Linked DNA regions of Homo sapiens: all the other regions are linked to region 1. A link is a loop called in an ENCODE intact Hi-C map of the cell type or tissue named here. Cell type or tissue: PC-3. All regions are shown on one strand. Links, peaks and the distances in the headings refer to the core of each region. The heading gives the core; the rest is flanking DNA.

What was found. Peaks named below come from ENCODE experiments on the same cell type or tissue, not always from the same donor. Only the 100,000 strongest peaks of a DNase experiment are listed, where the experiment ranks them.
Region 2: a loop joins it to region 1, with 8 times the contacts of the local background. A loop is called at or near these places in 2 of 110 quality-filtered maps.
Region 3: a loop joins it to region 1, with 5 times the contacts of the local background. A loop is called at or near these places in 5 of 110 quality-filtered maps.

The regions. Positions count from the first base shown.
Region 1 is chr7:87,312,701-87,320,823 of GRCh38, forward strand. No RefSeq gene overlaps it. Among named protein-coding and RNA genes, the nearest start is that of TP53TG1, 29 kb to the right of the region's middle. In PC-3, for the core only: no CTCF peak of the experiment used is centred there; a DNase peak (open chromatin) is centred at 4,291; H3K4me3 peaks cover 1,053 bases; H3K27ac peaks cover 1,452 bases.
Region 2 is chr7:87,372,816-87,380,938 of GRCh38, forward strand. It overlaps CROT (carnitine O-octanoyltransferase), which reads left to right. Exons shown (of 18, transcript NM_021151.4): 8 at 2,817-2,910; 9 at 3,013-3,138; 10 at 4,534-4,635. It also overlaps a transcript of ABCB4 not described here. Among named protein-coding and RNA genes, the nearest start is that of CROT, 31 kb to the left of the region's middle. In PC-3, for the core only: no CTCF peak of the experiment used is centred there; no DNase peak of the experiment used is centred there.
Region 3 is chr7:87,394,363-87,402,485 of GRCh38, forward strand. CROT (carnitine O-octanoyltransferase) reads left to right here. Exons shown (of 18, transcript NM_021151.4): 18 at 4,162-5,432. The coding sequence ends at 4,282. ABCB4 (ATP binding cassette subfamily B member 4) reads right to left here. Exons shown (of 28, transcript NM_000443.4): 28 at 7,334-7,940. The coding sequence ends at 7,734. Among named protein-coding and RNA genes, the nearest start is that of CROT, 53 kb to the left of the region's middle. In PC-3, for the core only: no CTCF peak of the experiment used is centred there; a DNase peak (open chromatin) is centred at 4,279.

The DNA.
Region 1 (8,123 bases), core at 1,244-6,243:
AGGAACTTTTCAAAGTGGGAGTGGGGGGCAATGTATGTCTTGCTTTCTTTCAGGATAAAGTTGTTCTAGAGATCTAGTTTCCAAGAAGAAATCTGTCAAAATGTTTTGAAAAAGTAAAGCCAACACTTGGCATTTAAGGGACTGCTTCAGAGACTGGAGCCATGGAGATTGACTGCCTTCATTCACTAGGTGATCTGATGGGGGAGGACAATAGTGCACAGAGGTAGGCAGGAAACAGGCTCTAAAGGTATATTTGACTGCTCTCTAGGTATATGGCACACCTTTCCTTAGATTATTCTCTTCCACTGGGGGAAAATGATCATAATGAATGGCCTTCATAAATACAGAGTTATACGTGCAGAAAGAAAAACACACCTCCTCAACCCAGCCCTTCTGGGGTGGGCTCTGGACAGACAGAAGTTAATTCTTTAAACTGCTCATCTACTGCTTATAAAGACTAATCTCCAAGAATTTCATTTTGTTCAAAGTAAAGGCAAACTGACAATCAGTGCTTCTGCTTGGAGTTTATGTTGCTAAAAAGCAGCCATCAGATTTATACTACCTATTGTTGGAAAGACACTCTAATGGGTCTGATTTTAAATATATATATATATATAAACAATAGGTTTCTGGTTAAGGCCTGGAAACAGAAAATCAACAAAGAAGAATGGATCTTGATCTGCAAAGTGAAGCACTCTCTCAGTTGAGGGAAGAGAAAGATGCTGGAGAGGTTGAACTTGGAGAAATGGTTCTCATTCCTCATATGAACTTAGACTCTTCCATCTCTGATTGTTTATCCTTAAAGGGTGTATATGTGGGGCTGGGAGAAGACATCCATTAGGAGCTTGCAGGAAGGATGAGGAAGAGACACAACCTCATTTCATACCTGTAGAGATTTCTCAAAGGATACCAGGAGACTTGGAGTGTCAAAGTCCCAGTGGGGCCAATCTGGCAAAGCTCCTCTCCTCGCTCTATGTTAAGATTTGGGAAATTGTTTATGGCAAATTATTGTCTTAAGATGCCTGTTGGAGAAGGGATGGGAAATACATTTATCTCTGTTAAGGGGTTTCCTGAAGGATAGGGTTTGATTTCTACTGTGCGATACTGAAGAAACTCCATTTATTCTCTTTCTGAAGAGAGTGGACACCAAGACCTTTCTGAAGAAGGTAGTAAGTGCCACCTACCCTTTTGCTGAAGGGAGATGGATTGTGTCCAGGGAAAGCCTTAACTATTTTTTAAAAATCTATAATGAGAACATTTATAATTAATATACAACTTAAGTTTATTTCCCCCTATATTGACATTTCCTATAGTCACTCATGGCTCTTTAGTAAAGTTGGTTACAGATTACACAAACAGTCTTTTGTTGGTTATATTATCATTGCCTCTGAAATTCTGACCACCCCAGAAATGAAGCACTATAAAAGGACAAGTGGAGATCAGATAGCAGCTCTAGTACTAAAAAACTGACCCAGGCCAGGTGTGGTGGCTCATGCCTGTAATCCCAGCACTTTGAGAGGCTGAGGCGGGTGGATCACTTGAGGTTGGGAGTTCGAGACCAGCCTGACCAACATGGAAAAACCCCATCTCTACCAAAAATACAAAATTAGACAGGAGTGGTGGCTCACACCTGTAATCCCAGCTACTTGGGAGGCTGAGGCAGGAGAATCACTTGAACCCAGGAGGGGGAGGTTGCAGTGAGCCAAGATCGTGCCATTGCACTCCAGACTAGGCTACAAGGGTGAAACTCCATCTCAAAAAACAAAAACAAAAACTGACCTTGAGGCTGGGCACGGTGGCTCACACCTGTAATCCCAGCACTTTGAGAGGCCAAGGCATATATATATATATAAACTCCTGAGGCCAGGAGTTCGATACCAGCCTGGCCAACATGGTGAAACTCTGCCTCTACTAAAAATGCAAAAATTACCCGGGCATGGTGGCAGGCACCTATAATCCCAGCTACTTGGGAGGCTGAGGCAGGAGAATTGCTTGAACCCAGGAGGTCAAGGTTACAGTGAGCCCAGATCGTGCCACTACACTCAAGCCTGGGCAACAGAGTGAGACTACATCAAAAAATAAAATAAAATAAAATAAAGAAAGAAAGAAAGGAAGGGAGAAAGTAAAGAAAAGAAAAGACAACCTGGATAATGGGATTGTCTGGAAGGGCCCACTCAAACCATAGATTCATGAGAAATAATGACTTGCTCTGGTAAGCCACTAAGTGTAGGGTAGTTTGTTATGCAGCAAAAGGTAACTAAACAGTTTGGGAGGGGGCCACGGTGGGGAGCTGAGGAGACAGCTCTTGGGCTATATAAAGCTTGTTATGAAGAGCAATAGGTCTGGGGTGGGCCTGCTCTATATTCATCTAAAATATCCTCTTTGGCAGGACAATATGAAGAAATTCTGGTATTATTGGCTTGGGTTGACCCTGGGTCCAGTGAATTGTTAGGATCATGACAATTTCCATCCTTCCTTGTCATCATTCCTGGCAAGATGGGTGACAACTGTCCCTTTTATAAAAGGGGTCTCTCACTTATCTCCTCTGTAGTCATTCATTTTTAACTCTACTTATCATATATGGTCGCAAATAAGCTTTGAAGTTCATACAATTGAGAACTTAACGTTGAGTCAAGCTCTGCTGCTTTCAAGAGTCAGATGTACCTTGCCTGGAACCTCAATTCTCACTGGTTTTGTATGTAGATAGTCAGTGAGGCTAATGCTGTGTTTACACTGGTGTAAATGAATGCTGATTCTAATAATTTTATCAGTTTAGAAAACATAACTTGTATTGGCCAGGCGTGGTGGCTCATGCCTGTAATCCCAGCACTTTGGGAGGCTAAGGTGGGTGGATTGCCTGAGCTCAGGAGTTCGAGACCAGCCTGGGCAACACAGTGAAACCCCGTCTCTACTAATATACAAAAATTAGCCGGGCATGATGGTGGATGCCTATAGTCTCAGCTACTCGGGAGGCTGAGGCAGGAGAATTGCTTGAACCCGGGAGGTGGAGGTTGCAGTGAGCCAAGATTGTGCCACTGCATTGCAGTCTGGGTGATAGAGCAAGACTCCATCTCCAAAACAACAACAACAACAACATACCATGTATCTCACTATGCATCTTACTACAACCCGCCAGTAAGTATCATTATCCCTATTTCCCAGAAGAAGATGCTGAATTTAAATAAAGGATTCCAGATTTTCCATTACTCAACATTATTTTTCATTTAGAAGCTCATTTATAAGCACTTCTAAATGTCAGTTCTATAACTTAGATAGGTATCTGGTTTCTGAAAACGAAATTTTGGGTTGAAATGTTTCAGGGAATTTTTTGTTTTATTGGCTGAAAGTGTGGCTTTAAAAAGGCAAATCGGCACCTTTCTCACAATCATAATATTGCAATTATTTTACATATATATGCACACACGTGTACACATGTATGTACATGTATACACACATACACACACAAAATCTGTAGCAGTTCTGAAAATATAGAAAGGTTTTGTTAGTGGACCATATGGGGCAGTGAATCTGCAGAAGTTGGTTAAATTATTTCAGCAGGCTTCCCTCACTAGGCATAATGGACTCAATAAAAGGAAGCGTTGCTGCCACAGATATGAGTCCCCTGCCCAGCTGGAAGTGCCACCTACCCTTTTGCTGCAGGCCATTCACTCCACGGAAAGTCCACCTACTCCCCTTGCCTGCCCAGTAACTTCTTTCAGGATGGGCCTCAGTATCACTTTAGGTTCCACTGACCACCAAAACTCCCAGCTGCTATTATTTGCCAGTCTAGACTACTACATAGAAATCACCTGGGGATTTTGTGAAACTGAAGATTCTGATTCAGTAGTTCTGGGGTGAGGCCCTAGAGTCTAATAAGTTCCCAGGTGACATCAATACTACTTGTTCCTGGACCACAGTGAGTAGCAAGGGTCTGGACCAGCATTTTCTAAAATGGGTTTTTGACACTTTATAAATTTAACCATGACAACAAACATTCATAAATGGAAAGATTTATTCCTAAACACTCCCTCAAAATACAGCTATAAATTCTAGGAAGTCTTATGTCAGTATCAGTAACTATCTTTGAACACTATCCTTTATTCCCTGGACTTTCCTTTCCATGGCGCTCTTCTGATGAAAAGTTTCCAACTTCTTAAATAAGAGGATGAATCTAACTAAATTCTTTTTGTATTCTTAATACAATGTTTATGCTTATTTCCTGATTTGATATGGAGTTAGAGTGACTCATCCTGGAGTCCTTGGCATGACAGAACTCAAGTTTCATCTTGTGCTTTGATTGCCAAAGAGTTAGCTGCAGCACTTGTTTATAAGTAAATTGTATTTACTTTACTCACTAAGTAAAAATCCAAATAATAAGATCCTATTCATTCACCCTGGGGGCAGCAAGAGGCACAAAGCCTATCCTAGAGGACAGGATACTTTGGAAACTGGTGGATGGTTTTTAAAAAGAGGTACCTTTCTGCTCATGGCACCTATGGTTAATTAGAAAAGAAAGAAAAAATTGCAATGACACAAGTGAGGATGGCTTCTCTTCCACAACCTCTTCACATGCAGGGATGGCAAGCCCAGGCAGAGAGGAGCTCATTTAAATTCCTGACCTTCCTTGTGCTCTCTGAAGTACAAGGAAGCTGGAGTAGCTGCGAGTAGCTGCAAGCAGCAGCAGCCACAGCCTCTGGGTTGTTTCCTGACATTCTGGGACAGCTGACAAAGCTGTACATCAAAGGTAGGAGCAGAGACTTGGGGGCAGGCCAAATTAGACAGGAATTTTAGCTCTGTTGGATGATTTGGGGCAAGTTGCTCACTTTCCTAAACCTGTACAATGGGGATAATAGTATCATCTGCTAGGACTACTGAGAGGATTACATGTGATAATGTACATAAAAGATTCAGCAGTGCAAGGATGGGGAAGCTGCTGATTGTATTAATACTATCAAGTATTAATGAATGGTAGCTATTCTTTGTATTAGTATTCATACTATTAATCTCTGCTGGGAATGTCTCAACAGCCAGCAGCCAGCTAGCCCAGTCTTGGGGTCTCTCATTTACCTCCCTCTTCCCGCGCTATCAAGAAGCTTGGGTGGAGGTGGCCTGCCAGGTATTGAGATCTAAAGGGCAGGCTGGATTTAAGACCTCAGAGAACACAGCCACAATGAAAGGCAAGTGATGTGTCAGACAGGTCTCAGCAAGTTCAAAAACCAACACAAACATGAAGTCAAGTATGGAGCTGGTTTTTTCATTCAGAGGAGACTCACAGATGTGTTGGGGAAGCCTGGGCAGGGGTGAGCAGGGTGCCTCTGTAGTGCCCACTTATATTTGTAGATGTAATATGGGGGTGGCTAGTGCCATCCTCAGGTCCACAAATTATGCCTCCATCTCCTTGCTATCATTTTCTCAACATTGCTCATGGTTGCTGAGACTGAAGAGGTGACAATGAATCAAATCTGGGTTCAGATCATGTCTCTGCCCCTTTTTCAATTATGTGACTTTGGGGAATTTATCTCTTTGTTTCATTTGGTTTCATCAACTGTGAAATTAGGATTATTCACCTACACTTCAACGTTGTTCATAACTAGAATTGCAAGATTTTGACAACAAAACTATAGGACACATAGTTAAATCTGAATTTCAGATATAACCAACAAATTATTTTTAGTACAAATTTATTTTTTGGTTATTCTAGTTAGCAATTCCTCTAACCTTTTTTCAAGGTTCTTAGCTTTCTTGCATTGGGTTAGAACATGCTCCTTTAGCATGTTTTTTGCTTTTTATTGTTACTCACCTTCTGAAGCCTACTTCTGTCAATTCGTCCAATTTATTCTCCATCCAGTTTTTTCCTTGCTGGCGAGGTGTTGTGATCCTTTGGAGGAGAAGAGGCGTTCTGGTTTTTGGAATTTTCAGCCTTTTTGCACTGGTTTCTCCCCATCTTTGTGGATTTATCTACCTTTGGTCTTTGATGTTGGTGACCTTTGGATGGGGTTTCTGAGTGGATGTCCTTTTTGTTGATGTTGATGCTATTCCTTTCTGTTTGTTAGTTTTTCTTCTAACAGCCAGGCTCCTCTGCTACAGGTCTGCTGGAGTTTGCTGGAGGTCCACTCCAGACCCTGTTTGCTTGTATCACCAGCAGAGGCTGCACAACAGCAAAAAAATTGCTGCCTGTTTCTTCCTCTGGAAGCTTTATCCCAGAGTGGCATTCATCAGATGCCATCTGGAGCTCTCCTATATGAGGTGTCTGTTGGCCCCTGCTGTGAAGTGTCTCCCAGTCAGGAGACACGGGGTCAGGCATCCACTTGAGGAAGCAGTCTGACCCTTAGCAGAGGTGGAGCAATGTGCTGGGAGATCTGCTGCACAGAGCTAGCATGCAGGGACATTTAAATCTACTGAAGCTGTACCCACAGCTGCCCCTTCCCCCAGGTGCTCTGTCCTAGGGAGATGGGAGTTTGATCTATAAGCCCCTGACTGAGGCTGCTGCCTTGTTTTCAGAGATGCCCTGCCCAGACAGGAGGAATCTAGAGAGGCAGTCTGGCCACAGCGGCTTTGCCAAGCTGTGATGGGCTCCACCCAGTTCACATTTCCTGGCGGCTTTGTTTACACTGTGAGGAGAAAACCGCCTACTCAAGCTTCAGTAATGGTGGACGCTTCTCCTGCCACAAAGCTCCAACGTCCCAGGTCGACCCCAGACTGCTGTGCTCGCGGTGAGAATTTCAAGCCAGTGGGTCTTAGCTTGCTGGGCTCCATGGGGGTGGGATCTGCTTAGCTAGACCACTTGACTCCCTGGCTTCAGCCCCCTTTCCAGGGGAGTGAATGGTTCTGTCTTGCTGGTGTTCTAGGTGCCACTGGGGTATGAAAAAAACTCCTGCAGCTAGCAGGACCAGATGTATTCACAGCTGAATTCTACCAGAGGTACAAAGAGGAGCCGGTACTGTTCCTTCTGAAACTATTTCAAACAATAGAAAAAAAGGGACTCCTCCCTAATGCATTTTATGAGGCCAGCATCATCCTGATACCAAAACCTGGCAGAGACACAACAAAAAAAGAAAACTTCAAGCCAATGTCCCTGATAAATATTGATGCGAAAATCCTCAATAAAATACTGGCACACTAAATCCAGCAGCACATCAATATCTTATCCACCATGATCAAGTCGGCTTCATCCCTGGGATGAAAGGCTGGTTCAACATACACAAATCAATAAACGTAATCCATCACATAAACAGAACCAATGACAAAAACCACATGATTATCTCAATAGATGCAGAAAAGGCCTTCAATAAAATTCAACACCCCTTCACACTAAAAACTCTCAATAAACTAGGTATTGAGGGAACGTATCTCAAAATAGAAGAGCTATTTATGACAAACCCACAGCCAACATCATACTGAATGGGCAAAAGCTGGAAGCATTCCCTTTGAAAACCGCCACAAGATAAGGATGCCCTCTCTCACAACTGATATTCAATATAGTATTGAAAGTTCTGGCCAGGGCAATCAGGCAAGAGAAAGAAATAAAGGGTATTCAAATAGGAAAAGAGGAAGTCAAATTTTCTCTGTTTGCAGATGACATGATTGTATATTTACAAAACCCCATCGTCTCAGTCAAAAATCTCCTTAAGCTGATAAACAACTTCAGCAAAGTCTCAGGATACAAAATCAAAGTGCAAAAATCACAAGCATTCCTATACACAAATAATAGACCAACAGAGAGCCAAATCATGAGTGAACTCCCATTCACAATTGCTACAAAGAAAATAAAATAGCTAGGAATACAACTTTCAAGGGATGTGAAGGACCTATTCAAGCAGAACTACAAACCAGTGTTCAAGGAAATAAAAGAGGACACAAACAAATAGAAAAACATTCCATGCTCATGGATAGGAAGAATCAATATTGTGAAAATGGCCATACTGCCCAAAGCAATTTATAGATTCAGTGCTATATCCCCATCAAGCTACCTTGACTTTCTTCACAGAATTACAAAAAACTACTTTAAATTTCATATGGAACTGAAAAAGGGCCCACAGAGCCAAGACAATCCTAAGCAAAAAGAACAAAGCTGGAGGCATCATGCTACCTGACTGCAAACTATACTACAAGGCTACAGTAAC
Region 2 (8,123 bases), core at 1,188-6,187, 60 kb after region 1:
ATTTTACAGATATGCCACATTTTATTAACTATTCATCAGTTGATGGACATTTGAGTTGTTTCTACTTTTTGTCTATTATGAATAATAGACAAATAGTAAATTATTCATAATGCTGCCGTGACTATTGTATACAGGTTTTCATGTAAACATATGTTTTCATTTCTCTTGGGTATATTTTAGGGGTAGAATTGCCAGGTCATATGGTAATTCTATGTTTAACTATTGAGAAACTACCAGAGAGTTTTCCAAAATGGCGCAGTATATTAGGGTTCCAGTTTCTCCACATCTTCACCAACACTTATTGTCTGCCTTTTTTATTGTAGCGATGCTAGTAAGGGTAAAGTGGGATCTCGTTGTAGTTTATATTTGATAATGATGTTAAAGATTTTTTCACATGCATTTTGGCCATTTGTATATATCTTCCTTGGAGAGATGTCTAATCAGATACTTGGCCAATTTTTAAATTAGTTTGTTTTTTTATTATTGAATTGTAATCGTTCTTTAGATATAAGTCTTTTTACAGATATATAATTTGCAAATTATATCTCCTAGGCTTGGCTTTTCACTTTCTTGATGGCCTCTTTTGATGCACAATATTTTTCGTTTTGACAAAATCCAATTTTATCTCTTTTTTTGTTGTTACATGTGCTTTTGGAATTGTATCTAAGAAACCATTGCCTAATCTGAGGACATGAAGATTTACACATATATTATCTTTTAAGATCTTTTTAAAAAAAATTGTGGGAAGGGGGAGATAATGTTTAAATATACATTTAGTTGGAAATGTTGGCAGGAATCGAAGTAGAGATATCCAACAAGCTTTTGGAACTTTGGTAACAGAGATTGAGAGAAAAAATGGTGTTGAAGTTAGAGAGTTGGTTGCCTCTTACATAAAGGTGATCATTGAAACTATTAAAGAAGTAGACGAGATTACCAAGGGAGAAACTTATAAGAGGAGCTTGGAAAGGCCAGTGACAGAAATTTGGGAAAAGACACATTCAGCAGTGTAAGGAGAACAAATGGTCAATGAAAAAGACTTCAGTGACGTATGGAGACGACAATGGGACCATGTGAAAAAATCAAGTAAGAAGATAATTTTAACATTCATACCTGAGTGTCAAACATTCTATAATGAGGAAAATTAGACTTAAATAAAGCTACTAGGTTTCCTTAATGGGACATTATTGGTGACTTTCAAGATAATCACTGGAGAACAAAAATCGAGGACAGTAAATTAAAGAGTGAATGGAAAGCGATGAAGCAGAAGCCAGACTGTGTGGGTTATAGAATATTTAAAAAAATATATGATTCTGTAATGCAGATATTTTTAATACAAATCTTTGTGCTTTGAAATATAAAAAATTAGATGTGTAGCTGAAAAACAGGTGCATAGTTAGCCAAGTTAAAGGAAAAGAGGGATTATCTTGTTACCAAATCTGTATCTCTTAATGGTGGCGATTTGGGCAGTTATGTGACCTTTTATTATCAAACTTAAAATGTCATTTCAGGTTTAACACACTTTCCTTTGTAATTTCTCCCTAATAATGACCACCTTGTAAAACGAACATGAAAATGATCATTTCAGGGAGGAAGTAAAAGTTTCATAGTCAAAACTCGTGCTTTGAGGTAGTTGGTAAGGGAAAGGTAGCAACAAGTACCATATGGAGAGAAACAGGTTGATTTTATTTAGAAATTCAGAGTTTATGCTAGTAACCACAACTGCAAAAGCTTTACTTATAATTGGAGCAAAATCAGTAGTTACTAAAGAAAGTAAGCAGGAAGAGAGGCAAAGCAAGTTGCTCTGCTATAGATGCAGATTGGTGAAGAAACCCTTATTCTGTTCCTCAGGACACCATTAATTTGCAAATAACAAGGGGGGAATTTTTCAGCAAGAAATGTATTTCTTTATCAGTGTTACAGATATAATGAACAAACAGAGGAGAGTATGCAAATCAGTAGATAAATGATGAATTCCAATTTTGAATGATGAAGTCAGAACTGATGGCTACTAGTAGCATTTTTTGACCATTTATTAAGCTACATTAGCTCACTTCCTGAGAAATCCTTGAAAGCTTTTAAATTGAAGTAATTTCTTAACATGTGCCATGAAATTGAGCTAAATTAAAGCTCTGTGGATTTTTGACTGATGTAAATTTCTTTATGGGAGAACCCAGTTATTTATCTGCTGTATGTTTAAAGATACATGAAATTCACCAATCTAGGAGCATAAAATACTGTGGAGGGGGAGTAGTTTATCCTTAGCTAATAGAGTCTTTAAAAATATAATGATTAGAAGTAACAAAGTGGCACATATGAAAATAGTTAAAACTGATTATATGGTATTTCTATTTTTTTTTGGTAAAACACAAATATTAATTGAGTATACAGTAAGTCCTCTGGTTAAATATATACGCACATAGATTTTAGTTAGATAAGATGTACATTATATTTGTGAAATTGATTACCAGGATATTTTTCAAGTTCTCCATTGTAAGGATATTTACAGTAAAAAGGATATTTACTTGCAACCTAGAAGTGCATGCACATTTCCAAAGTATATATCAGCGAAACTAAATTTAGCCAATAACTAAATTTATTTACTGAAATTAAATTATTGTCAAATATGCTTTTGGTGTTAATAGAACACAATCACTTAAAAAAATATGTGATGTAGGAAATCTATTGGCATCATAAGTGGTTTCTTTGGGTAATATATCCAAACATTTAAATATTGATCAATGTTATGACCTTTTAAAGGCCAAAGTAGTTACTTTCTGCCTGTACTCTTTTTTAATCTTCTTTTCATCTTCCATAAGACAACTGACATATATCCACAAGAAGTGCCATAGTGAACCTGATGGACCTGGGATTGCAGCATTAACTAGTGAGGAGCGAACTCGATGGGCTAAGGTTCTGATTTACACTTTTCTTAACGAAGCTTTTCTCTAACAAACTCTTTTGATGTATTGTATTTCAGTTGTAATATTTGATCATCATCTCCTTGCCCTTTAGGCACGAGAATATCTGATTGGTCTTGATCCAGAGAACTTGGCTTTGTTAGAAAAAATTCAGAGTAGTTTACTGGTATATTCCATGGAGGATAGCAGTCCACATGTAACACCAGAGGATTATTCTGAGGTACTTAACTACCTTCTCTTTTTTTTTTTATTGCAGATTTTTCTGGAAGACTCATATTTATTGAACATGGAAGTTTTTTTTCTTTTTCTACCTTTAGGCTCTTGAAACTTTTTCTTAGTTATACAATATACTTGTGCCAAATTGAAGCTTATAAAGTAGATAGTAAATTGGTAAATCCTTGCCACATTGTTTAAGTTTGTTTAGCTATATATTATACTTTGTTTAAAGAAGTATGACTTTGCATATCACATATCAGTGTTGCTCAACCTTTTCATTGCTTGCCTACTCAGAAAATTTACACAGAGCACTAGGTTAATGAGCTTTTCTTGCCAAAGGTGAAATGATAACCTAATCATAACCTGCACTAGTGTATCTTGACACCATAGTTGGGACTGTGTCTCCTAAGAATTATGTCACCCTTGTAAGTCATTTATTTTATCATTTGGTTAATTGCTGAACACATTGATGTCAGTGACGTTAAGGGTAAATATGGCCTTATTTTATGCTCCCCTGCCACCCCCAGGGTGACATTTGTGTCCCAGGAAATAATAAAAGATAGTAATTGTATTAGAAATCTCATAGTCTTTTGAAAATACTTAATTATTTTATAGTGAATTAATCGGTATTAAATAATAGGAAAAAATATCAAGGATTGGAAAACCTTGTAGCAAGGAGAGAGATTTTTTTTTTTTTTTGAGAATCACCAGACTTCTTTTTAAGGAAGAATGTATTTTAATGCAGTGTTGTTCAAAGTTTTTTGACCACAATTTTTAGTTACAAATACATTTAGATTGCAGCCCACTATATATACATGTGTATATGCATGCAAACACATATATAAAATAGGAGTTTCACAGAGCACTAATTACTTTTATTGTCTGTGAGGTACACTGATATTTCCAGTCTATTTTATTCTCCTTTTTTGTAAGGAATATTGATTATGATGCACTGAGTTAATTTCATGATCCATTAATAGGCCAAAGTATACAGTTTGAAAAACAGGTTTAGTAGGAAACGAATTCTTAAAATATTTCCTCCTAACTAGACTTTAATGACTAAACTTTTATCAAGATCTTTTATCCTATTCAAGTTACAAAACCCTTATCCTCTCAATTCTATGTTCTGTAAACATTCATGAATATTGTACCAGCATTTTCTTTTCTGGTAGGATTTTCTTAACTTGAGATTTTGAGAAGCCCCTAAAGTCAGGGCCAGAATTACTCTCTCTTGACTTTGCATATCACATATCAGTGTTGCTGATCATAACTATATTATGATTTTATTAAATTTGGTTGACGTGAAGAGGAATGGTGAGATGATATATGTGTTTAAGATGTAAATTCTTACAAACCAATATTAAACCCTTTTAATTTGGAAAAATTAAATTTATTTTAGATTATTGCAGCCATCCTTATTGGAGATCCAACAGTACGCTGGGGTGACAAATCCTATAACTTGATTTCCTTTTCTAATGGAGTATTTGGCTGTAATTGTGATGTAAGTAAACTACTGAAATTTTTCTCTTTTGATCTTTTAGGTTAAATTAATGACAATAAACCATAAATACTTGTGCTGGGGAACAGTGTAAGTGAATAGTAATTTAGTTTTATGGCACTGTGGTGAAAAGTTTAGTTATGAATTCTCATTGAAAGTATAGGACAAGTTATTTTCTTCTGTAGTAAGGCCAACAGTTTGTTGTGTACTATATCTGCAAAATGGGATTTGCATATAATATTTATGTAATATAAGCTCTTAAAACCCAGTATTATCTGCTTGCTGAGAATACCTATTTCAAAAGGTATTATATGGCATTATGTATGTGTTCTATGCAGAGCAATGCATATGGATATATTTATAGAGTTCAAGATTCACCTAGTAACTAGGTAACTATTTTCCTAAAATGACACATAATCTTTGGAACACTATTTAGGCTGTGGATATTAAAATGGCAGTTACTACCATTTTGACCATTTTCATAAAAAATGAACAACTTTTCTTGCTTCTCCTCTGTTCCCCTCCCATGGACATCTTCACTAGCTGTCTACTAACTGTCTGATAGGCATTCAGGAGGTCTATGAACCAAGAAAATTTTTTATAAAGGGGTTTGGGGCTGGGTATGATGGCTGATACCTGTAATCCCAGCACTTTGGGAGGCCAAGGCAGGTGAATCACTTGAGCCCAGGAGATGGAGACTGGTCTGGGCAATGGCATGAAACCCCGTCTCTACAAAAAATACAAAAATTAGCCTCACATGGTGTTGTGCGCCTGTGATCCCAGCTACTTGGGAGGCTGAGGTCTAGGAGGATCGCTTGAACCTGGGAGGTTGAGGGTGCAGTGAACAGTGTTTGGGCCAGTGCACTTCAGCCTGGGAAACAGACTGAGACTCCGACTCCAAAAAAAAAAAAAAAAGGGTTCAGTAGTTGTATTAATCCATATTCAGGTTTAGGTGATAGAAACCTAAATCAAACTAGCGTTAGCGTAAGAAGATATTTGTTGGCAAGGAGTTAGCTAAATTTGGGTAAAGCTGACTTCAATGTTCAAATGCTTTCATTAGAAATCTCTCCCCATTTTTTGGTACTGCTTTCTTTTGTTTGGCCTCATATTTAGGTAGACTGCCCAATGTGATTGTTGTACCAACAGTCTCATATCTTCATAGCTTTCTTCATAGACTCCCAAAGGAAATAGTCAGCTTCTTTGTTTCCAATGGTTACAGCAAAAGTCCTGGAATAATCCTCATCAGTTGTGATTGGCCTGTGTGATTCATGTCCCCATCCTGGGGAATCAGGTGCTTGGATGAGCTTGGCCTGGGTCACATGCCCAACCTTGGAATCTAGTGGGTAGAATCAGTCTCATTCAAACCACTACAAAGTGGTGCTTGGTTGCCTAAAGAACAGTAAAGTAGCTGTTATTTCAGAACAAGGTGGATTGGTTAATAGGCACTGAAAGTAAATGTCTATTGGAGTATCTCATCAGAGCTACAGTGAAAAGTTGCCACAAGTCATTTATTTTGAAGATGTTCTCTTTACTCTTCCTTTGAGTCTACTGTTGACAGAATAGTTCTTGTTAATTGCCTCAGTTTTCTTCTCTTCAGCTCCTCATTTGATTCTCCTTGACCTTCCTCAGTCTGGTTTATGTCCTTACCATTCCTTGCAAACTACCCTTTGTAAGGTGGTTAACTGCCCCCTGGCTTCTTCCCTTCATTTCCCTTTGACCTGTCTGCTGCAGTTGGTTACCCTCTGCATACATATTTTGACACTGCCTCTTTCCTCTTAACAGTATTTTCCTCTCTACTGATTCTGAAACTGACCTTAATATTCATCACACTTTTCCCCCTCTGACCACTTTATTGACCTATTGTTATATATGTAACTTGCAGCTATACTTTTCTAGCTTTTACCTATTATTCTCATTTGAGAGTTGTGTTTCATTATATGTTAAATTGTTCAAATTGGATGTTATATTGTTATATAAGAGTAAGTCAATCTCATCAAGAATAACTCATCTTGCTTTCCGTCCCTCATCCCCAAGACCATCAAAAAACACCTTTTGCTAAACTGATTTTTACTAATAGCACCAGTATCCTGCTGTTCACACAAATTCAAGATGAAAATAATTTTGATAATCTTGTCTGTCTCTGAATAAAGAATATTGGGCTCATAATGAGCATATCTCTCAGCATAACTGAACTGCTTTTTTATAGTGTGCGGACATGTTTTATGTGTGTGCATTAACATGCATATATTCATAAAATTGATCTGATTATCTCCACCTGATAATTTGCATTAAATTCCATGGAGGTTTCCCTTCTAACCTAAGATGATTATAGAGGGTGCAGTTTAACCTTTGTAAATCATCATTAGTGAAATACATATGCTGTAGGCCAAACATGGGAGCTCATGCCTATAATCCCAGCACTTTGGGAGACGAAGGTGGGAGGATTTGATTCCAGCAGTTCAGCACCAGCTTGGGCAACATAGTGAGACCCTCATCTCTACAAAAAATAAAAAATTAGTTGGGCATGGTAATGCATACCTATACTCCCAACTACTTGGGAGGCTGAGGTGGGAGGATCACTTGAGCCTAGGAGGTCCAGGTTGCAGTGAGCCATGGTTGTACCACTGCACTCCCACCCAGGCAACAGAACAAGACCCTGTCCCAAAAATAATAATAAGAAGAAAAATAAGCATATGTACTGTAAAATAAAGCTTATTTTACCCTAAAGCCATGTTGCTGGTCCATAATTTTAATTGTTTGAATATGTTCTTTTGTGATTATATTAATTCCATTTCCCTCCTATTTTATAAACCTGAAGTCAACTATATTGTCTTCTCTATATTGTAGGCTTTATTGTAAGGCTTTGCAGAGGGTGCATAGGAAGCATGTAAAAACTTTAGTTAATAATAACAATAGTTACTAATTATTGCTGTGAGCTAGATCCTTGGTAAGTACTGTGTAAGTGGTATAAAAATCATTTTTCACAGCATCTGTATGTATGTATGCATTATCTCTACAGGGAAATGAGGCAGTTTAATTAGAAAGCAAAGTAACTTTTTTACTATTGCCCAGCTAGGAAGTAGTTTGAACTCAGAACCAAAGCCTACATTCTTAAACACTATGTAAATACATATTGCCTCTGTGTAAGTGCAAGAAATGAAAGGTAAAAATTATGTGAACAAATAAAGCATCAGGATAGCATTGGAATTTTATATATTTTCTACCTTCTTTGAGATTATTAGCTTTCCATTAGGAGATGGGTGCTTAGAATTATAGCTCAAAGAGACATCCTTCACTCTTGCTATTTCCTACTGGCTCCAGTAAAATAGTTGGAAACTGATGCTGTTTGTCTTAAATGAAACAATATATTTGATAATATCTGAAAATTCTTTGTAAAATTGTAAAGTACCACACAGTTGTGAGATACTGTTAGAAAATGGGTTTGTCAGCGACCTGTGAGTCTTGTCATGTGTGCTGTTGTTGGCAGATAA
Region 3 (8,123 bases), core at 1,188-6,187, 82 kb after region 1:
TTGTAAACATTGAATAATACCATGGGACCCACATGTAGTGCTTCTAGTGATACTGCAAGTGCTCCCAAGAAGCAGAGAAAAGTCATGACATTACAAGAAAGAGTTGATTTGCTTGATAAGTATCATAGATTGAGATCTGTAGCTGCATTTGCCCATCATTTCAACATAAATAAATCTAGTATAAGTACTATTTAAAAAAAAAAAGGAAATTTGTGAAGCTATTGCTGCAGCTACACTGGCAGGCATTAAAACTTTGCCGTTTGCAAAATGCCTTTTGATCTCCAATTAAAAATGCAGCTTTTTGGTGGGTGCTATATTTTTTATAGCAAAAAAAATGCCTTTCTTGCTATAAAAAGGCATACCTATAGACTCTACTATGATTCTAGAAAAAGCGAAGTTATTATATGACAACTTTACAGGAAGGTGAAGGATCTGAAGCTGGAGAATTTAATGCCAGCAAAGGATAGTTTGATAATTTTAGAAAGAGGTTTGGCTTTAAAAATGTCAAGATAACAGGAGAAGTAGAGGCAGCAGACAAGTTCCCAGACACCATCAAGAAAATCACTGAGGACAAAGGATATCTGCCTGAACAGATTTTTAATGCAGACAAATGTGCCCTATTCTGAAAAAAAAAATGCCACAAAGGACATTTGTTAGTAAGGAAGAGAAGTGTATTAGTCAGGGTTCTCTACAGGGACAGAACTAATAGGATATTTAAGAAGTATGTAAGAAGCATTAACTCACACGATCACAAGGTCCCACAATAGGCCAGCTGCAAGCTGAGGGGCAAGAAAGCCAGTTTGAGTCCCACAGCTGAAGAAGTTAGAGTCCAACGTTCAAGGCCAGGAAGCATCTAGCACAGGAGAAAGATGTAGGCTGGGAGGCTAAGCCAGTCTAGTCTTTTCAGGTTTTTCTGCCTGCTTTATATTCTGGCTGTGCTGGCAGCTGATTAGATGGTGCCCTCCCAGATTAACGGTGGGTCTGACTTTCCCAGCCCACTGACTCAAATGTTAATCTCCTTTGGCAACACTGTCTCAGACACACCCAGGATCAATACTTTGCATCCTTCAATCAAACCAAGTTGACACTCAGTATTAACCATCACAAGAAGCAAGCATCAGGCTTTAAGGCAGAAAGGGATAGGCCAACACTACTGTTTTGTGCAAATGCAGTAGGGTTTATGATCAGGACTGCCTTTGTCTGTAAAGCTGTTAACTTTGAGCCTTGAAGGGAAAAGATAAACATCAGCTGCTAGTTTACAAGAAGGCCTGGACCAATGATAACCTTTTTTTCTGGACTGGTTTCTTTGATGTTTTGTCACTGAAGTCAGGAAGTACCTAGCCTTTTAAAGTTGTTTTGATTTTGGACAGTGACCCTGGCCACCCAGAACCCCATGATTTAAACACCCAAGGTGTCAAAATGGTCTACTTGCCCCCAGACATGTCTCTAATTCAGGCTCTAGATCGGGGGTTATAAGGACCTTTAAGGCTCATTACATGCAGGACTCAATAGAAAGGATTGTCACCAAGGATTGTCTTTTACCCCAATGGAAGAGAACATCATGAAAGTCTGGAAGGATTACACCATTGAAGATGCCATTGTTGTTAAGAAGAAGTCATGAAAGCAGTCAAGCCCAAAACAATAAATTTCTACTAGAGAAAACTATGTCCAGATGTACATGATTTCACAGGATTTACGACAGAGCCAGTCTAGGAAATCATGAAAGAGATTGTCGATATGGCAAAAAAAAGTGGAGGGTGAAGGATTTCAAGGTATGGATGTTGGGCCAGTTTCAGTGGCTCATGCCTGTGTTTCCAGCAGTTTGGAAGGCCAAGGTGGGAAGATTGCTTGAGGCCAGGAGTTTGAGACCATCCTGAGCAATATAGTAAGACCTCATCTCTATTAAAAAATTTGAAAAATCACGCACTAATAGTCACCACACCAGAGGAATTAACAGAAGGTGACTTGAAGGAGATGAGTGCTTCTGAACCAGAGCCAAATGACGAGGAGGAAGACATAGTAGAAGCAGTGCCAGAACTGATGTTAGATAATCTCACAGAAGCGTTCTGATTATTCAAGACTGTTTTTGATGGCTTTTATGACATGCACTGGACCCTTCTATGATAGGAGCATTGAAACTAAAGCAAGTGGGGCAAGGGTTGGTACAGTATAGAAACATTTTTAGAGAAATGAAAAAGCAAAAAGATAGAAATTACAATGTATTTACATAAAGTTACACTGAGTGTGCCAGCCTCCCCTGCCTCTTCTTTCATCTCTTCTACCCCAAGACTAGACCACTGCATTTTAAATGTATTACATGCTGATTGTAAAAAAAAAAAAGTTGTTAAATATAAAAACTACATAAGAACAAAGTTATCTACATTTCCATTACATGGCATAAGACTATAATTATATGATGCTCCCAACCTATAATGTATGTAGACTGTATATTTACACTGTAAATATTTGTGTCCTTTTTTGTGAATTTCATTCTTGCTTATTATTTCAAGCAGTTTACAATGCTATTAAGTATGCTTTGAGATATTTTGATGGTTGTATAATTTCCAGTCTTAGGATTCCTATGATTTATCTAACTGCTTCTCTACTATTTTGTTTTTCCATCATTACAAATAATGTATAAGGTTATAAACGTATCCTTTCTCATTTCATCACACCATTGCCAACTCTAGTTATTATAAAAATTCTGTAGGCTAGGCATGGTGGCTCACGCCTGTAATCCCAGCACTTTGGGAGGGATTACACTAGATCACTTGAGGCCAGGAGTTCAAGACCAGTCTGGCCAACATGGTGAAACCCCATTTCTACTAAAAATACAAAAATTAGCTGGTGTGGTAGCACACACCTGTAGTCTGAGTTACTTGGGAACCTGAGGCACGAGAATTGCTTCACACTGGGAGATGGAGGTTGCAGTGAGCTGAGATCATGCCACTGCACTCCAGTCTGGGCAACAGAGTGAGACTCTTTCTCAAAAAAAAAAAAAGTATTTACTCATTTGACAGGCAAAAAATAACATAAATTACTTGTTTACCTATGAAGTAAAACATGTTTTCATTGTTTTTGGCATTGTGTTTCTTTCATGAATTGTCTGTACATGTAGGAAAGGCTGTTCTTTAGAAAGATAACTGAAATTTTTTTAAAAAATTGACACTTGAATAAGAATGGTTAATCTGTGGAGAGAAACATGTTTAGATGCTGCTAAATATCTGGGAATTCCATGCCAAGTGTAGCTGGAGAATGATTCGTGATCATGAATCACGAGGTGAAAACAAGGCAGGACTTCCTAAAGGTTTCTGTATTACTTTTCTGCAAATATAATCCACTCAGACATTGGTTTCATCATTATATACTGGGCTAGAGCATGTTCTTATTTTTATTTCTCTTTGTTTAACTTAAAGCACATGTTGAAGACATAATTTACTCTTTTTTTAAGTGATGTGAAAATTGCATGGTTTTCCAGAAGCATTACATTGCACATTTTAATTTTGAGCCTAATTCATATTTCGCTATAGAAACTTCTGTCTGTAAAGTGGAAGACTAGCTCTAAGTCAGGCTTCTCTCCTATTTATTTCAGCTTCCCAGGGCCACTTTTCTCACTTGCCAGATCTGGGATTTCTTATTAGGAGTATCTCGAGAAAGATGGTGGAAGGCATGACTTGATCCCAAGAGTTTCTCTTTTTGACTCCTAGAAATAGCCTTTCTCACCTATCATCCTTCTCTGCCTTTTTTTTTTTTTCAAACTTTCTTCAAGTACTCTTTAAAAACAGTTTAAATTTCATTAAAAACTGTAGCATGAATTCATATTCCAACTCATTCCAGTAGCACTTTAGGAAGGACTTTTCTAGGAAGGAGGTTTTTTGTTCTGTTTTAAACGCAGTAAGACCTAGCTTCAGAGCACTCTAGGGCTCTAGCTAATTTGTTCCCCTTTGTCCCTAGGTGCTAGTCATCTAATGAATGAGGTGTTTCTTAGCATTATCTACAGATATGGCTTTACCTTCAATTGTGTCAGGTTACATTTACCTAATGTCAGCAAGACTTCACATTTCATGTATGAATATCCAGATGAAATAAAGTCCTGGTTGTATTCACCATCACTATTTGGAGCCTTTTGTGTAATCATTAATCATTATTTATGCTTCACAGGTTTGTTGTGGCCTGTTCAGCCTGGAAATCCTGTCCCGAGACTGATGCGGAAAAGCTAGTTCAGCTGACTTTTTGTGCTTTTCATGATATGATACAGCTGATGAACTCTACTCATCTTTAGAGATGAATCATCTATTAAGCACTTACCAAAACATATCATTAAACTGAGTGCTGGGAGTGAGTTGGTAATATGAGATGGGAAGGAATGTTGACTTGCTAACATTCCTTTAACAAGTTAAGAAAACTTGTTAAATGTAGAAATTAGTAGAATCATGCTCTCTAAATTTATTCTGCCATAGAAGGTAGAAATATTTTTAAGCTCCTCTGATGCAGCAGCAATGCAAATTATGACATAGTGAATATAGAACTATGCAGTATTTAAGCCTCAACAATCCAAATCTACAAACTTTAACAATGCAAGTCTTACTCTAATTTTTAAGTATTTTTGTTGGTACTTACATGGGTTATAAATCCTCTCTCTGGACATCAATGTAGAGTCCATCTTTCAAGCACTTTAATTTTTTTAGCTGCCAAAGGGTATGAATTACATTATTGTATGCTAATTTCCCTGAAATCAATGCCTTCTATGTTCACCACAGGGATACAAGCCTGTTATGTTTGATGGGAAAGACCACTACAATCTAATGGTGATCTAAAATAACTTTTTTGGGCTGGGTGCAGTGGCTCATGCCTATAATCTTAGCACTTTGGGAGGCCAAGGTAGGAGGATTGCTTGAAGCTAGGAGTTTGAGACCAGCCTGGGCAACAGGGTAAGGTCCTGTCTCTACAAGATCAAAAACTTAGCCGGGTATGGTGGTGCATGTGTGCCTGTAGTCCAAGCTACTTGAAGGCTGAGACAGGAGGATCGGTTGAGCCCAGGAGGTTGTGGCTGCAGTGAGCTGTGATGTGCCCTTATGCTATAGCCTGGGCAAGAGCGTGAGACCCTGTCTCAAAGAAGAAAAAAAGAGAAAAATAACTCTTTTGAACAAACAGACAAATTAGCTAGTAGTATGGAGATGTATACCCTCTATTACACACATAAAACCGTAACAAAATTCATTGTGGTGTATTATAATTAGTTTTGTGAATAGAAAAATAAAGCACTTATGTTTAAATTTGTTACAGTGACTTTTAAAGGATTAATGTTGAATCACATTGTCAGAATTTTTTCCTCCTCGCTGTTCAATTTTGTAGTTTTTACTCTCAAAAAATGAAATTCTCAAAATTATATAGCTTTTTGTTTTGTTTGAATAAATGATTCATTCCTGTTTGCTTTTCTGGTGCTTTTTGACCTCAGTTATATATTGCTGTGTAATTAACCATCCAAAACTTAGTGTCTTGAATCAGTTTATTGTTTCTCATTACTTTGTCAGTTGATTGATAACAGCTAGACAGTTCTTCTGCTCATCTTGCCTGTGTTTATTTGTACAGCTATAATCATCAGGCAACCAGGACTGAGGCTGGAAAGTTTAAGATCACCTCACCAACTATCTGTAAATTTGGTGGCTGGGACTGTCTCTCCTGACATGGTCTCTGATCATCTAGTATTCAGAATTGAGCTTCCTTACTTGGTAGTGAGAGTGTTCTGAGAGGTGAAGGTCCCTTGAGGCCTAGGCCCTGAAGTCACATGCCATCACCTGGCTGCATTTTGTTGATTAAACCAAGTCACAAGAGAAGTCCAGATTCAAGGAGTGGGGAAAAAGTAATATCTTGATAAGAGAAAGTCACTTTGTAAAAGAGTGGGCACAGAGGGCATGATTATGGGTACTATAGCAATCTGCCAGACATTTTAATATATGTAAAGATTACATCATACTCAGGGTACTGATTCTATACATCCCTTTTAAGAAACATGTACGCTCTGAATTTGATAAGACTGGTTTATTGCTAACAATTAAGCCCTTTACACTGTGCCAGCCTCTGTCCTGAAAAGCATCAGTACTATTTCTCTGTGAAAACATTCAGAGTTGGCTTCAGTAGCATTTGATACATTTCTTCACAGTTGGTATAGAAAAGGAAGATGAGATCTGAACTAAGAACCTTTTCCCCTCATTCTAATGCAGGGTTTTAAACTAGATAGCGAGGACATTTAGAATCATTTGGTTGGTTTATAAATACAGGTTGAACATTCCAAATTTGAACACCAGAAATGCTCCAAAATCCAAAACATTTTGAGTGCTGACATAAGGAAATGCTCATTGGAACATTTAGGATTTCTGGACTTGGGATGCTCAGCCAGTGAGTATAATGCAAATATTCTGAAATATGAAACACTTCTGATCCCAAGCATTTTAGATAAGAATACTCAACCTATAATGTGTAATGAGTTGCGTATTTTGGAGACTGCATCACCTGCACAGAAACCTCCTCTCACTCACACTTCACCACTTTTCCTAACTTGCCTGATGTGAATAATCACCTAGAGTGTATTTTAAAAAACAGATTCCTGGGCCTCAACCCAGACCTACTGAATCAATTATTTTGTTTACGAATAGATGCCCCATGATTCTGATCAGGCAAGTTTGGGTATCATTATACAGGAATAGGTCAAACACTACTTTGGGTCACTGCAGTAATGTACTTTTTGCCCCACTTTTATCTTGGTTAATCTGAAACTTGATCCACTCACACAGTGGTCACATTTGAAAAATTCTTTGGTAATATGGCTTATTACAGTTAGAAGAACTTTGGATGATTTACTGAATTTAACAACCTGATAGAGCGCTAAGAACTAATTTGTTGCAGAAAATTGTGGAGAAAACAAAGGGAAAATTATTGAAACATTTCAGTGTGGTTAGCTTCTAGGGGTTGTCTATATTTTTTGCTTTCCATCTAAACATACCTTTCATTGTAGGAAAAACGGATTTTCTGGGAAAAGTAGTCTATTTATAAAAGAGAACGCAGTTGCTATAGAAACTCAGCATGTATCATTGATGTTTGATGTTTGAAATTATACTGATAATTGTACATTTTAAATTAATGAGTTTAAAACTTTAAAAAAATACTTAATGATAGGGCTCTTTCTTGCTTTATGGAACCGATATGTGCTTTCAGAGTTAGCTCGGTAGGGCAATTTCATTTTCTCTTGATGTTGGATGATAAAGCTGGAAATTCATTCATTTAAAAAACTTTGATTCCACAATAGAATGATTTAGAAAATTACCAAGAGAGATGAGGCTATTGAACAATTTATTTTTCTTTTGTACTTGGGAAAATTATTCCCAAACTTTCCTGTCTACCCAACCCATTCAGGACCATAAGACCATTTCCCTATGTCTGTGGCTTCTATATTTCTACACCTGTACTTACCTTGAATTTTGTTCTTTTTCTGGATGTTTCTAATAACTTAGGGAGAGCTAGCCTGTTGTTTCAATACTTCATCAAGACAGGTGTCACTTCTAACTCTCAAATTTCAAATGCCGTAATAAACCCCAAATTGGGTCTTCTAAATTGATCTAGAATGAGACAGACATACCTATGTTTTATGATGACAAACCAGAAACTTATTTTACAAGTCAGATAAAATGGTAGAATAATTTGAATTTATTTTTAAAATATACTGTAGCAAAAGTTCATAAGTTCTGTGTCCCAGCCTGGACACTGACCATTGAAAAATAGATGCCTTTCTGTGCCAGCAGCTGCTGATGCGTGCCATGCTCCTTGACTCTCCCATTCTGAAACACCACTATTAAGTCTGCATTCTGGATGGTGGACAGGCGGTGAGCAATCACAATGCAGGTGCGGCCTTCTCTGGCTTTGTCCAGGGCTTCTTGGACAACCTATTGATAAATCAGACAGACACCTTATCCCAAAAATTGTATAAATTAGTTTTAACATTCAAGTAAATTTGAAAATGTTACCTTTCTAATCAACTTTTAATTTCTAGTATCTTAGAATCTTTGAACTTTATGCATGTGTATTTTGTATAATCAACATTTAATCTACATAGTTATGTTCTGCTT